2 separate regions of the Homo sapiens genome follow, and region 2 is linked to region 1. A link is a contact called in ENCODE Hi-C or POLR2A ChIA-PET data. All regions are on one chromosome and are shown on one strand. Each heading gives the region's core, a stretch centred on a gene start or an enhancer-like site at or near the end of the contact. The rest is flanking DNA. Distances are from core to core; before and after follow the strand shown. Region 1 overlaps ACO2 (aconitase 2). Region 2 overlaps DESI1 (desumoylating isopeptidase 1).

The links. A loop is a pair of places that touch in the nucleus more often than their neighbours do. ChIA-PET counts read pairs that join two places held with the same protein, here RNA polymerase II (POLR2A). Pooled maps may share reads with other maps.
Region 2: a loop to region 1 is called in a map of CD8-positive, alpha-beta T cell, with 8 times the contacts of the local background. The contact joins two enhancer-like sites. A Hi-C loop is called at or near these places in 9 of 168 maps with a recorded cell type or tissue (CD8-positive, alpha-beta T cell, HCT116, IMR-90 and 6 more) and 8 of 50 pooled maps. POLR2A ChIA-PET finds 5 or more read pairs at or near these places in 15 of 52 experiments (A549, AG04449, AG04450 and 10 more).

The regions. Positions count from the first base shown.
Region 1 is chr22:41,522,765-41,529,106 of GRCh38, reverse strand. ACO2 (aconitase 2) reads right to left here. Exons shown (of 18, transcript NM_001098.3): 10 at 6,120-6,277; 11 at 5,829-5,902; 12 at 5,166-5,277; 13 at 4,139-4,261; 14 at 3,759-3,914; 15 at 2,654-2,845; 16 at 1,687-1,819; 17 at 1,085-1,206; 18 at 133-628. The coding sequence ends at 494. It overlaps POLR3H (RNA polymerase III subunit H), which reads left to right. Exons shown (of 6, transcript NM_001018050.4): 6 at 1-3,308. Among named protein-coding and RNA genes, the nearest start is that of POLR3H, 19 kb to the left of the region's middle. RefSeq lists a silencer at 2,606-2,820 and enhancers at 3,793-3,962, 3,973-4,022. Within about 2 kb of position 2,231, at least 19 of the 41 ENCODE cell types and tissues checked have a DNase peak (open chromatin) inside an H3K27ac peak, as active enhancers do.
Region 2 is chr22:41,595,011-41,601,525 of GRCh38, reverse strand. It overlaps DESI1 (desumoylating isopeptidase 1), which reads left to right. Exons shown (of 6, transcript NM_015704.3): 6 at 336-3,498. The coding sequence ends at 429. Among named protein-coding and RNA genes, the nearest start is that of PMM1, 8.4 kb to the right of the region's middle. RefSeq lists an enhancer at 4,108-4,157. Within about 2 kb of position 4,050, at least 12 of the 41 ENCODE cell types and tissues checked have a DNase peak (open chromatin) inside an H3K27ac peak, as active enhancers do.

The sequences.
Region 1 (6,342 bases), core at 982-3,481:
CTTCACTGCAGTGATGGATCCATCTGTGGCTGTGGCTGTTGGGCCTCCACTGACCTTGACTGAAAAGACCCTTCCTGGACCCTGGACTTGACAACAAACGGCACAGACACCAATCACTCACAGAACAGTCACTGGTTTTGGATTCTTGTTTTCCTTGCAAGAACAAAAGGTTCTCTAGAATCCTTCAGCCACCAATGAAATGATCAGGCAGGAGAAAAACTTTAGATGGGAGTCTTGTCATCAAAAATAAATACAGTTGCATGGAGCTGCTTAAGATCTGAACCAAACTCAAAATAGGAAGACGGGGGCTAAAAAGTTATTTTAAGAACCCCCCCACCACAACCACAGTCACTCCGTGGGCTAAGCGGGGAGCAGGAAGCATGTCTGGTCACACCATCTTGGAATAGGAAGCCATGGCTGGACGGATCGGATCCACTGATGGCACACGTGGAGCTGAACTTGACGCCAGCGGCGGGGCGGGGAGGCACTGCCCTCACTGTTGCAGTTCCTTCATTCTGTTGAGGGCACTGCCAGCGCGGAACCACTCAATCTGCGTCTCGTTGAAGGTGTGGTTCAGGAGGATGGTCTCCTGGGTCCCGTTGGGGTGCTTGATGATGCACTTCAGGGGCTGCAAGGAGAAGGTGGGTGTGGGTGGAAGTGGTGGGTACTGTGTGCCCTTGGCCCCGCAGGGGGGTCAGGGAGACAGGGCACTGCCTGGGGACCTAAGAGGTCAGCAGGCAAACCAAATCCTAGGCCAGTCTGTGCCTGATGGCCCAGGTCAGACCCAGGTGGCACCTACAGGGGATTCCTGGGGCCCAGAGGGTCCTGCAGTGGGTGGGCTGTCCCCTGAGTGCCAGGTCCTGGTGAGTAAAGGGAGGTTGGGGAGGTGTGAGGGCCCCGGGTTGACTCCAACCCCCAACTCTGAGAAGCCACTTTGCTTTCTCTGTGGGGCCACCTGGAGAACTGGGGGCCTTTCCAGCTGGAATGAAGCCTCCTGGGAGAAGCTACCCTGGGGCCAGTGCAGGAGGGGAAACAAGGTGGCTGCCCCTCACCCCACCACCTCAGGGGGACCCGGGCCCCTAACCTTGCCAGGGGTGAAGTCCTTCAGGCCCTGAATGGTCAGCTTGTCCACAGGGTGAATCTTGTTGTAGTCAGCCGGGTCAGCGAAGGTCAGAGGCAGCAGGCCCTGTTTCTTCAGGTTGGTCTCTGGAAAGCAGGCGGCATTCGGTCATCGGGGGCCTGACTAGCCTGGAGAGCTTCATTTTCTGAACCCATCTGGGGCTCTGGGAGATGCCCCTAATCCTGCTGCCTGGGACAATGCCCGGGCAGTGACTATGGGGCCCTGGTCTGCTCCCTTTCACTAGGGGTGCCCCTAGCAAGTGTGCGCTGGTGCTGAGGTCTGCGAGGCCTTCCTGCTGCACATTCATGATCAGAAAGAACCCCCTGGCACATGTCCTAGATCTCAGCGGCTCAGATCTACAAGCCTGGAAGCAGGGCCTGCGGGAAGCCGGGAAGCTGAGCGTCGGATGTGCACTGTGTGAGCCTAAGAAGGGGCAAGAGGCTGACGGGCCTGTGGGCTGCAGTGGACACAGCCTAGAACCAGGCCCAACTCAGCCACGGGCAGGGAGAGTGACCTTGATCACTAGGGATGGGATGAGGATGGCCTGGGTACAGACTCCAGCTCACCGTGGATCCTGGCAAAGCTCTTGGTGATGATGGCCCGGCCCCCAAGGTGGCGAGGCTCCAGAGCTGCATGCTCCCGGCTCGAGCCCTCGCCGTAGTTCTCGTCTCCGATCACCACCCACCTGATGCCATGTTTCTGTCAGGCAAGCGGGGGTAAGGTTATAAGGCAGAGGAGGGCACCGTCCTCACCTGTCTGGCCCTACCTGCCTGGCCTCACCCACCTGGCGCCTGGGCATCCTGAGGCTCCCGGTAAAGGGGCTGGAGGGGCCCTTCCTCGCCTGCTGCCTAAGGGCAAGTGAAGCCTGCGTGAATGAGACCCAAACGAGGCCCCGAGGGGACAGAGGCACGTGGTTGTTTGCAGTGGCAAAGAAGACAGAAGCCACCCATTGGTGCTTGGCAGAGGCAGGTGTGTGTGGAGGGAGGTTGGGTGAGACAGGGACGGCCTCCGGGCCCCACACAAGATGCATCTGTGAAGCTCAAGGCGCCCCCTTCCTGGGAGCACCCTCTGCCCCACCCAGCCACCAGGGGGTGCCAGAGTCCTTTCACCCGGCTGGGCCAGGACTTGGGTTCAGCCCTGGTTCTGTTTGTTTCTCAAAGCAGAAAAAGTCCAATCACCTCAGACCCTCTCTGCCTGCTCACTGTGAGGCCCCGTGTAGCCCCCTCTCTGAGCTTTTGGCCTCTGACTTCCTGAGTCGGCCCCCTTCCTTGTCTTTGTCTAGGGCCAGATATCCTAAGATATCTCTCACTAACTCCTCCTGGTGCAGGGACCCGGCTGTACCACCGGACCTGGGCCTCATGCCTTCTCAGCCACAGGGAGGGGCTGCAGGCCTCTCCTCCCTTCCACAGCAGTCCCCTTTGGGCTTGGTCGGCCTCCTTCCCAGTTTCCACTCCCCTAATGTCCTCCCTGCACCTGCCTTGCAGGCCCCTTCAGGAGTGACCACTGGCATTGCCCCTATCAACTCTGACCCACCTTGTAGTAGCGGGCAGTGTCAGGGACGGGGCCAAACTCCTGAGTGACGGCATTGCGCACGGAGTTGGCCTTGCCGTTTTCAATGTTGATGGCACCAATGAGCAGGTTGTTGGAGATGTTATCCAAGTGCCCACGGAACTTGAGCCAGGGGCCAGCAGCTGAGATGTGGTCAGTGGTACACTTCCCTTTGACCTTGGGTGGTAAGTAGAGAGGACAGAGGTCAGGGCATGGCCCTGGAGGGGTGGATGACAAGCCCTCCAGAGGCAGGCAGCAGGCCCCGGGGCCCAGGAGGGGTGACAGAGGGGTGAGAGGCAGGCAAGTCTTCAGACACGTGTTCTGTGGTCCTGGTGCTTCCACCCTAAGGCCACATGGGCTCAGGCCAGGCCTTCATCCCCTCAAAGGCCTCTGGCTGCTCAGTCTCCCTTATGGGGCAGAGGCCGCCCAAAGTTGGGACAGGTCAATGTTCGCTCACCCTTCAGGCCTCAGCTGCAAGATCAGCCACAGACCTCATGCTGGACACAGGAGCCCAGGACATGCCTGGGTCCTGGCTGATGACTGATTAGTCTCTTCTGTCACAGGGGTGCCTGGAGACCCCTTAATAAGCAGCATAAATAAATATCTGACACAGATTGGAGGCCTCTGGCCACACCAAAAAGGCTTGTTTTTGGTCGGTGCCAAACACAAGCCATCCCATATCCACGGGTGCCCAACTGTGGGGGCAGGAGTTGTCCATGGCTTCCAGAGCCTGTGTGGACGTGCCAGGTGTGGAGCCTGCTGTGCAATCACACACACTGTCCCAGCCCAGCCTGAGCTGTACTCACCTGCCCACACCCACTGGAGGTGGCTCTGATCAGCTGCTGCTGGATGGCTGAGGGCCCCAGACGGAGGCTGGCCAGATCTAGCTCTGCCCAGTTCGGGGCCACAGAGAAGGGGGACGCTGGACTGCGTTGCGATACCCTCTCTGCTCTGCAGCCAAACCTCCCTTCCATCTCCCACCTGCGTCTTGACTGTGCTCACTTCCTCCAGGTTCATGGCCCTTCCCGATGCTCAGGGGACGGGGGGCCCTGGCAGGGTGGGGCTGTCCTGCCGTCCCCATGCTGCTGACCTTGATGAGGATCTGCAGGTCCTCCAGGTCCTTGCCATCCCACTTGTCAAAAGGCTCCAGGAGCTGCAGGCGCTGGCTGGTGGGGCTCACGTCCACATGCTGCCCGCTGCTGTCCTTGGGTGGGTGCTGGTAGGTGTCCTGCCCTGGGTCAAACTCCTGCAGCAGGGAATGGGGATGCGTGGGGTGCTGAGTCCTCAGTTCCCACAAGGACAGACTCTCAGAAGGCAAGTTTCCTCGGGCCCCACCTCCCCTCCCAGGGAACAGAGCTGCTTCCTTCTCACTAGCAGCGCCCTCCCTGCCTGCACAGGAGGTGCTGTGAGGTTGAGAAGGAAGTGACGTGGCCACACAGCAACCAGCAAGCAGGGGGCGTGGGCGCTCACCCCTTTGGGAAGCTCATCTGCATCCGGAGCCTCCAGCCTGAACTTCTTGCCATCCGTGCCCGTCAGGTAGTCGGTCTCTGGGTTGAACTTGAGGGTTCCCGCAATGGCCAGGGCTGTGACAATCTGAAATGGAGGTGGCCAGTTTGTTGGTCAGCACCAATTGCCACTCCTGTCTCCTGCACCTACCAAAAGCCTAGGCCAAAACTGAGAAAGGAACCCAGGAAATTTCCATGTTCTTCCCAGACCCCTGTGTTCCTCAGAGGCCAGAGCTGCAGGACGATCTTTGGGACCACGGGGCCTTGGGCCTGCAGAGGACTCAGGAAGCCAAGGGCAGTGCGGCCTCTCCCATCCCTGCAGGGCCGGGCCGGCAGTGCTGTTCTCTCTCCTCACAGCTATCCTGGAGGGAGTGGGGGCCCTGGCGCAGAAATGCTGGTATGATGCAAACCTGCTCAGTGCGCAGGACACTAAAAACATGGAAGGAGCCATTCCTTCACCCATTTAGCAAGACATATTTGTAGAACACGCAGATAAACAACCAAGTCAAGAGAGCCTGGCCATGTGCCAGTCACGGCCAGGGCTGAATACCGCCAAGGGCAAGGCTCACTCTGGCCACGGGAACAATGGCAAAGGCCTCGCTTTTGTGGAACTCCTACCTGGGGTTGGAAACTGCATGTGTCCCACGCACTTTCCCAGGTAATCCCGAGGATTACGGGGACACAGAGAAGGTAAGTGACTTGGCCACACTCATACAGCGAGTTAGAGGCAGGGCTGGGATGTGTCCTAGGCAGTGAGTGAGATTCCAAATTCCATGCTCATAAGCACAAACCACTGTATAAATATCTCATAATCCCATGACCCAGGGAGCCCCAGGCAGGAAGCACCAAGCATGCGCCTGAGGCTGGGAAGGCCTGTAGCTCCTGGCTACCACTTGGATGACCCCAGTCCCCATCTCCTTCTGCCTCCTCCTCTGACCCGCCAGGGACCCCCAGAGGCCATCCCAGGCTTGTGCGCAGCTGGGCAGTCTCACCTCTGGGGACGTGACAAAGGCATGGGTCTCGGGGTTTGCGTCGTTGCGGCCCGTGAAGTTCCTGTTGTAGGAGGTGACGATTGTGTTCTTCTCCCCCTTCTTGATGTCCTTCCTGCCAGGTCAGAGGGATCAGGGTTAGGGATATCTGGCCTTGTCACCTGGCCTGTCCCGAGGACAGATAAGCTGGGTTCCTGTGGCGCAGCCCAGCCTAGCTCCTACCGAGGGAAAATGAAGAGGCCCTGCCAGGGTTGCCTCCTCCTGGGGCCACGCGCAGAGCAGAAGGGAACCTCAGGATCACTGGGCCCAGCCTGCAACCACACGTAAGCCAGAGGCAAGGCCTTGGTCAAGGCCTGAGTTTCCTGACCTGGGGCACTGCCTCCTCCCAAACGGCTCCTGCTGTGTCCGTCAGGGTGAGGCCGCGCTGGCTTCCTCCTGCCAGCCCAGGCTTCAGCCAAGTTGCCCCCCAGTGCCTCTGCAGGGCCCTTCCTCACCCAGCCCCTCTTCCCAGGCATGTCTGCCAGAGGCTTCTAATGGGCAAGAGTCCCTGGAGCTAGAGACCTTGGCTGGAGTCTCTTCTCTCCACCCCAATAATTCCCCCTCCAACTTCTGGGGCTCTGTACCCTGTGCACAAGGGGCTGTCTTGTCAAAAGATACGCCTCTTACCTGTCCCACTGGCCAATGCAGGGGCCACAAGCATTGGCCAGGACAATGCCACCCAGATCCCTCAAGATCTGTGCCTGCCAGGGAGAGAGGAAGACAGAATGTCAAGGGTGGGTGAGAGTCTGATGGGAAGGGGTGATGTGGTGGCTGCAGGACGAAGTGCTGTACTGGAACCCCAGGGCAGCCACTGGGACCTGCCCCAGCCCCGGCCCAACAGGCCTCTGGGCTTGTGCCGCCTGGAGGCATTACTCAGCATGGGGTGGGGGAGATGGGCAGGGGGATATGGGCACTCACATAGCCGTCCCGCTCAATGGTGGCGCGGATCTGCTCGGAACCTGGAGTGATGGTGAACTGGGACTTGCACTTGAGGCCATGGGCCAGTGCCTGCTTGGCCACAGCTGCTGAGCGCCCCATATCTTCATAGCTTGAATTGGTGCAGCTACCAATTAGACCTGGTGCATTGTGGGTGGTGGGGTTAAGGGTCAGGAGGAGACAGTGAGCAGAGGTCTCCACCTGA
Region 2 (6,515 bases), core at 2,801-5,300, 71 kb before region 1:
CACAAGCACATAGAGCACAGAAAGTTCTAGTTCTCTGTATGTAGCCAGCCTACTCAAACCACAGCTAACCAGGCTCTAGAGGTGAGGCCCTGAGGAGGGAACCCCAGGAATAAAAATACAGAGCAGGCTATTTCGGAGATGCCCTCCAAGAACACTGGTGTGTGAGGCAGGTGGGAAACTTAAGTGAGGTGACGAGGTGCTCTTTCCTTCTCTGCTGGTGCTGCTTCTGCTGCCACCAGCGCCCACTCCTCCTCCCTACCCGTGGGCAGCACAGGGTGTGTGACAGCAGGCCACATCCCAGAGCCCACCCCTCTCATGTCTCTGTTTCCTTGCAGGCCCTTTGGACAGGCACTTCGGCCCCTCCTGGACTCCATTCAGATCCAGCCTCCAGGAGGGAGCTCCGTGGGCAGACCCAACGGCCAGAGCTAACAGGACTGCCTGGGACCGCCCTGCCTCACCAGGGCTTTTCCTTTTTAAACAAAACAAACCCTACCAGATTTCTATTTTATAATTTTACATCAGAGCTAACAACCAGGGGACGGCTTTTTAAATTTCCCAGGGAAGGAGACCGTCAGGCCGCATGTAGACAATGCTGCTAAGAAACAGAACAAAATGCCACCCCTTCTAATAGTATTATACTAATTTATTAAGGCTGTCTTGTCTGTGCGTTCACTTCGGATGCTGTTTCCTAAGCGTCCTCCACACTGGAGAAAGGGAGGGGCTTTGTTTAAACAGAAAGCGAGTCACAGTTTGCGGGAGCCCCAACCTAGAACTCTTTCCAGAGAACACTCACGCTCTACCCAAGTTGCCAACACCTGTGGGACCCAGGTGAGTTTTAGAACATCCGTGACCCAGAAAGTTACTCTAGTGTTAAATGAACCAAAGGATTTGGTGTACATGGGACCGGTTTCAGGATGACTAACCTAACCTAAGTGAACTCTTTAGCCACAACCCTCACCTTCCCTCCCTTACCCCAAGCAAGGCCAGTGCTGGAGCAGCCATTGCCTCCGGATCAAGGGAGTAACAGCAAGTATCAGGCCGGAGAAAACAGGATAAAGCCATTCCTCCTTCCACCTAGATGGATTGCCAATCTTCTGCCATCAATTTTGGGAAACCTGCCTTTGTGCCCCCGAGGCTGCCTTTCCTCAGCATAGCTGACTTGTCATAGTGGATGAGGTCTGGGCTGGAGCAGTAGAAGCCAAGGCCTTTTTTCTGCAAGTAATGATGTAGGTTATTTGCAGTCTCTGTAACCACCATCCAGGCCAGTACGCAGTATTTAGCTGGGGACCAAGGGATGGGATTCCCTACTCTAAGAAAATACCTTTATTTTAATTATTATTATTTTTTGAGACGGAGTCTCGCTCTACCACCCAGGCTGGTGTGCAGTGGCATGATCTCGGCTCACAGAAACCTCTGCCTCCCGGGTTCAAGTGGTTCTCCTGCCTCAGCCTCCTGAGTAGCTGGGATTACAGGTGCGTGCCACCACGCCAGGCTAATTTTTGTATTTTCAGTAGAGACAGGGTTTTGCCATGTTGGCCAGGCTGGTCTGGAACTCCTGACCTCGGGTGATCCACCTCCCTTGGCCTCCCAAAGTGCTGGGATTACAGGCGTGAGCCACCGCTGCCTGGCCAGAAAATACCTTTGATATGGAAAGAATAATGATGTGAGGCCTGGCGCGGTGGCTCACGCCTGTAATCCCAGCACTTTGGGAGGCCGAGGCAGGCAGATCACTTGAGGTCAGGACTTCAAGACCAGCCTGGCCAACATGGTGAAACCCCGTCTCTACTAAAAATACAAAATTAGCCGGGCATGGTGGCGCATGCCTGTAGTCCCAGCTACTCGGGAGGCTGAGGCAGGAGAATCGCTTGAACCCGGGAGGCAGAGATTGCGATGAGCCGAGATCGTACCAGTGCACTCCAGCCTGGGCGACAGAGTGAGACTCCATCTCAAAAAAATAAAATAATGAAGTGGAATCAAGGTGGCAAGAAAATTTAGAATCGTTTCTGATAGGGACTTTCCCTTATCCTAAATGTGTTTTGAAGGCACACGTTATTTCCATTGTCATTCTGACTTTAGAAAGGCAGGTTGGGGCATGAGTGGGCATTTTCCTAATGACTTGCTGCTAGGAGGTTATAGGCAGGGAACAGTCTGGGAGTCTCTAATCCAGAGAGACTTTCAGATTCCCTCTCTTCACATGAACCTCCATTAGTTAGATTTTGGGAAAGTGAGCATGAAGAAGGGACTCAGAGCTGCCAGGTACCCGAGTCTCAGGTCTGACATCCTTGGGCCCCTTCTGCCACAACTTCTTGCCACTTCACGGACTTGAATTATGTTGCTTCTTCCTGGAAGTCTGGCCTGCAGCACAGGCCTTTCCTCTCCAAAAAGCTGCTGCTCATTTCTGGCCCCATCTGCTGCTATCTTTGCCATCAGCCATCACAGTTTGGCATCATCAGAGTCTCAGCTAGAGGAGCTGTCATTCTGCCTTAGTGTTTGCCTGCGACCTGACCAGGGGCATGACCAGCTGGGATGTCAAGTGACATTTGGGAACTTGTAGAGGCCAAATGATTGAAAGTTTAATTCTTCTCAAGACCCACTGATTTGCCAGTGTGCATGGAAATAATAGATTAGAGCAGAAACTAGCAGGGACTGTTGTATAATCGTGATCTACTAGCAGAATTGGGCCCAAAGAGAAAGAATTTCTGAGGCTGGGTTTCTTCTGGGAGGGTAGCAGGTTGGTCTTGGCCAGTGCTCTGTTTCCCACCAGTGTTGTTCCCTTTTCCAGCTTGCCTGGCCCGGCTCTGTCTTCCAGGGTCCTGCTCCAGACCCCTCTGCCTGGGGTCTCCCCTCCATCCAGGGGGTTCTGGGCATCACAGCTCCTTTTTTTCCTTTCTCCTCTTCCAGATCCAGTTTCAGCTGGTTTGCTTCTTCCAGCAGGCACCCTTAGGCCCAGGAGCAGCTCCCCTGAGAGAATTTGAGTCACTCATTTCCTTGAACAGCACCCCCCTTTATACTAGCAGCCATTTGTGCCATTGCCTGTGCCCTAGGGTTTGTGGGGAGAGAGCGAGGGATCACTGAGCAGTTTTCCCAGAGCTCCATGGGAAGGCAAGCTCTCCCTCCCAATGGGAGCCCCACTGTCACTAACTGTAAACTCAGGCTCAGGCTTCAACTGCCTACCCCCATCCTCATATTTCTGTCTGTCCCAGCACCTCAGGAGCATTCTCATTGTGGCCGGCTAACTCCGCCTGGATGTGAACAGGCAAGCACAGTGGGAAATGAGTCACGTACTTGTATTGCACAGTGGACACCTCTAGAGGTCCATTGGTTTAAAGGGATAGGGAAGGAGGAGGGATGAGACCATCACCCCCTCCCAGAAGTAAATCTAGTATCTGAGTTTTCTTTATGCCCTTGAGTCAAACTAATAACTGTCTAGTACGGAGGTGTTTGCTGGTTTTCTTCGGTGTTTTTTCTAATGCAATAAACTCATTTCTGCCTGCTGCATTTGTGTGGTGCCTGAATCAGGTCTGCACATGCATCCAACATGAAGCGACCCCAGGCTTTTGGGTCCCTTGGAGCTTAAGTCTGCGGGGTCTGGATGTGTCTCCTTTGCATGGTTGTGAGCCTGTAGATAAGAAGTGATAACAGGGAAGGATGTCTGAATTTCACCACTGGTTTATAAAGATGGGGGAAGGGCCCAGAGAGAATATCACTTGCCCAAGGTCACCTTGCAGCTGGTGCAGCTCAATGCTTTGTCTGATAACTTCAAATTCTGTAGTCTTCCTCTAGCTATCAGGAGTGTCTGACCTCACCGAAAAGTGTTCACTTCTACTTTCAACTTGGCTCTAGGTTGGGTCTGTGGCTCCTCATGCCCAGACAGGCTGTAGCTGAGAGGGCACGCAAGGAGCCTAGTGGGGGCCTGGCACACCACTGAATGTGAGCCCTTGACCACAGGGCCTGGCTGCTCTTGAAAGAGGCAGAGTGTGTCTGGGACGAGGCTGCCCCACTGGTTCCCAGGTTGGAGAGCCAGGCAAGGTCACGCTGCAGTGAGAGTGATGGATACCAGGTGGCGCTGTGGCCCTGCACACCAGGCCCAGCCTACTGCCCAACGCCCAATGCCAGGCTGGTCTTGGGTACCCTCGGCCACCTCAGTAAGCTCGTCCAGCTCCCCTCAGCCCGTGTGGACCCCTACGAGCCCATGGGGTAAGAGCCAAGCTCCTTGTCCTCATTTATCAAGGCCCTTCTCAATCTTGTCCTTGAACACCCTGGTCCTACCCCACACCCTGCTGCAAGTGCCAGTCCCAGTCCCTGTCACTTCTGGTGGTTTCACACCTCCAAGCCTCGGTTCACCCTTTGCTCCACCTGGATCCCCTTTCCCCACCCCTTGTTCAGTGCTAAAGGCCCAGTTCCAGCATGTCCTCTGACCTGTCCCCACCCAGAGCTGACTCCTTGCTCCCATGGGTACCTCCAACGCACTCCCACCAGCCCAGTACCTCCCAGGGCAGGGCCTGGCATGGGGTGAGCCCCAGATTTTGAGACCATGACAAAGGCCTTGGATCCTTTCTAAGTCCCTCCCAGTATGACTCCGCTCCCCACCCCTGGCTTGCAAGGTCAGGAGAGAGACTTGCCCAAGTTCTCACAGTTCTGGGCTGAGCTCTGACCTGCAGAGCCCACTGACCCCAGCTGTCAGGCTGCCGCTCCTGTTCCACACCCCCAGGTGGAACAGTGTTGTGGCCTGGGCCATATCTGTCCCCATTGACTTTGTCTGAGAGAGCCCCAGAGGGCCTGAGCCAACCCAGCAACAGCCTCCACCTCCTCCTACAAAGCCATCTGAGCATGCGCCCTTCAGCTTGTTTAGACTCAATGGACTTGCTTATTATGAAGACAATGTAAGCACTGCAGGCATTTTGAAAGTTAAAAAACAAAACAAAACAAAAAAACAGGCTAGGCGAGGTGGCTCACGCCTGTAATCCCAGCACTTTGGGAGGCCGAGGCAGGTGGATCACCTGAGGTCAAGAGTTCAAGACCAGCCTGGCCAACATGGTGAAACCCCATCTCTACTAAAAATACAAAAATCAGCTGGGTGTGGTGGTATGCACCTGTAATCCCAGCTACTTGGGAGGCTGAGGCAGGAGAATCACTTGAACCCACGAGGGAGAGGTTGGATTGAGCCAAGATTGTGAGATGGTGCCACTGCACTCCAGCCTGGGCAACAGATCTAAAAAAAAAAAAGAATTCCACAGTCTCCCCCAACCTCAGCACACAGCACACCTCCCCTGCTGCCCCTAGGCTTCTTAACTACACAGCCTTTAGGAGGGTGTTGACCCCATTTGTAAATGAACAACCACCTCACAGAGTGGGACGGACCTGCCCAAAGTCACTAGTGGGAGGAGAACTCCAGGAATTGTCAGCCTGCCTGTAAACCCCACTACACAGAGGCTGCCCCTTGGGCCTGGACCACCCATACACAACAAGTCACATACCAGGTACAGAAAAAGAGCATTGACAGCCCCGGTACTTGGACATACTGACACATGGCCTCCTACCAATAGCCAGGAGCCAGGGAAAAGCCTGGGTTTTGGCAAGACGGGATTGAGGAGGAATCTCGACTGTGCTGTGTGACCCTAGAAAAGCCGTTGCACCTCTCTGATGTCAGTACCTACCTCTGGAAATTGAGTATAAGGGTACTGTCTTCAGAGATGTGTTGGGAAAAATAAGTGAAATACCCAAACCAAACATGAAAGTCACTAACCTCCAAACTTCAGCCACACGTCTGGCCCAGAAGAGCCCAGGGTCTTCCCTTCATAGCAGAATCCTGCCAGGCTCAGGTCTCAGGCCCTCCACTTTCAGTCCTGGCTGCTTCTGGGTCCCTCCAAGTCACCTTTCTGTCCAGTCTTCCCTCCCACCAGTCCTGCTCTTTTCTCCCCAAGGCCTCCCCTGGTCCCCATCTGAGCACCAGTTGCCAGGGATAAGCCTTCCTCTTAAAGGGACATAGTGGTGGCCACAGGTACCCCCCTACCTGGTCCTCCTGGGTCTGTACCTCAGGGCAAATAACTCTCCCTCTCTGGGTTTCAGTGGCCTCATCATGTGGAAAGGGTTGTTATGAGAATTTACGGAGAGACTGTAGGAAAGGGATTTGTAAGCAGCAGCCCATTTGTTAAGGGGCCAAGGGTGCTTATCTCTGTTTTTAGAAAAGTAGATCCAGTCCATAGGAGACAAACACCCCTCCTGCCCAGTGGGCCACCTTCCAGATGTTCTGGATCCAAGCACTACGGGTAGGGCCCAGGAATTCGCACTTCATCTGTTTCTAGGAATTCTTCAGTCATGGAACAGGAAAATGAAGATACCTGGTCAAGTGTCCTGTGTGGTGGTCAGCCCATAGTAAAGGAATAAGCATCAGTTTGGTTTTTTTGTTTTGTTTTGTTTTGGTTTTTTTGACACAGAGTCTTGCTCTGTCACCCAGGCTGGAGGGCCGTGGTGCGATCTCGGCTCACTGCAACCTCTGGGTTCATGCGATGCTC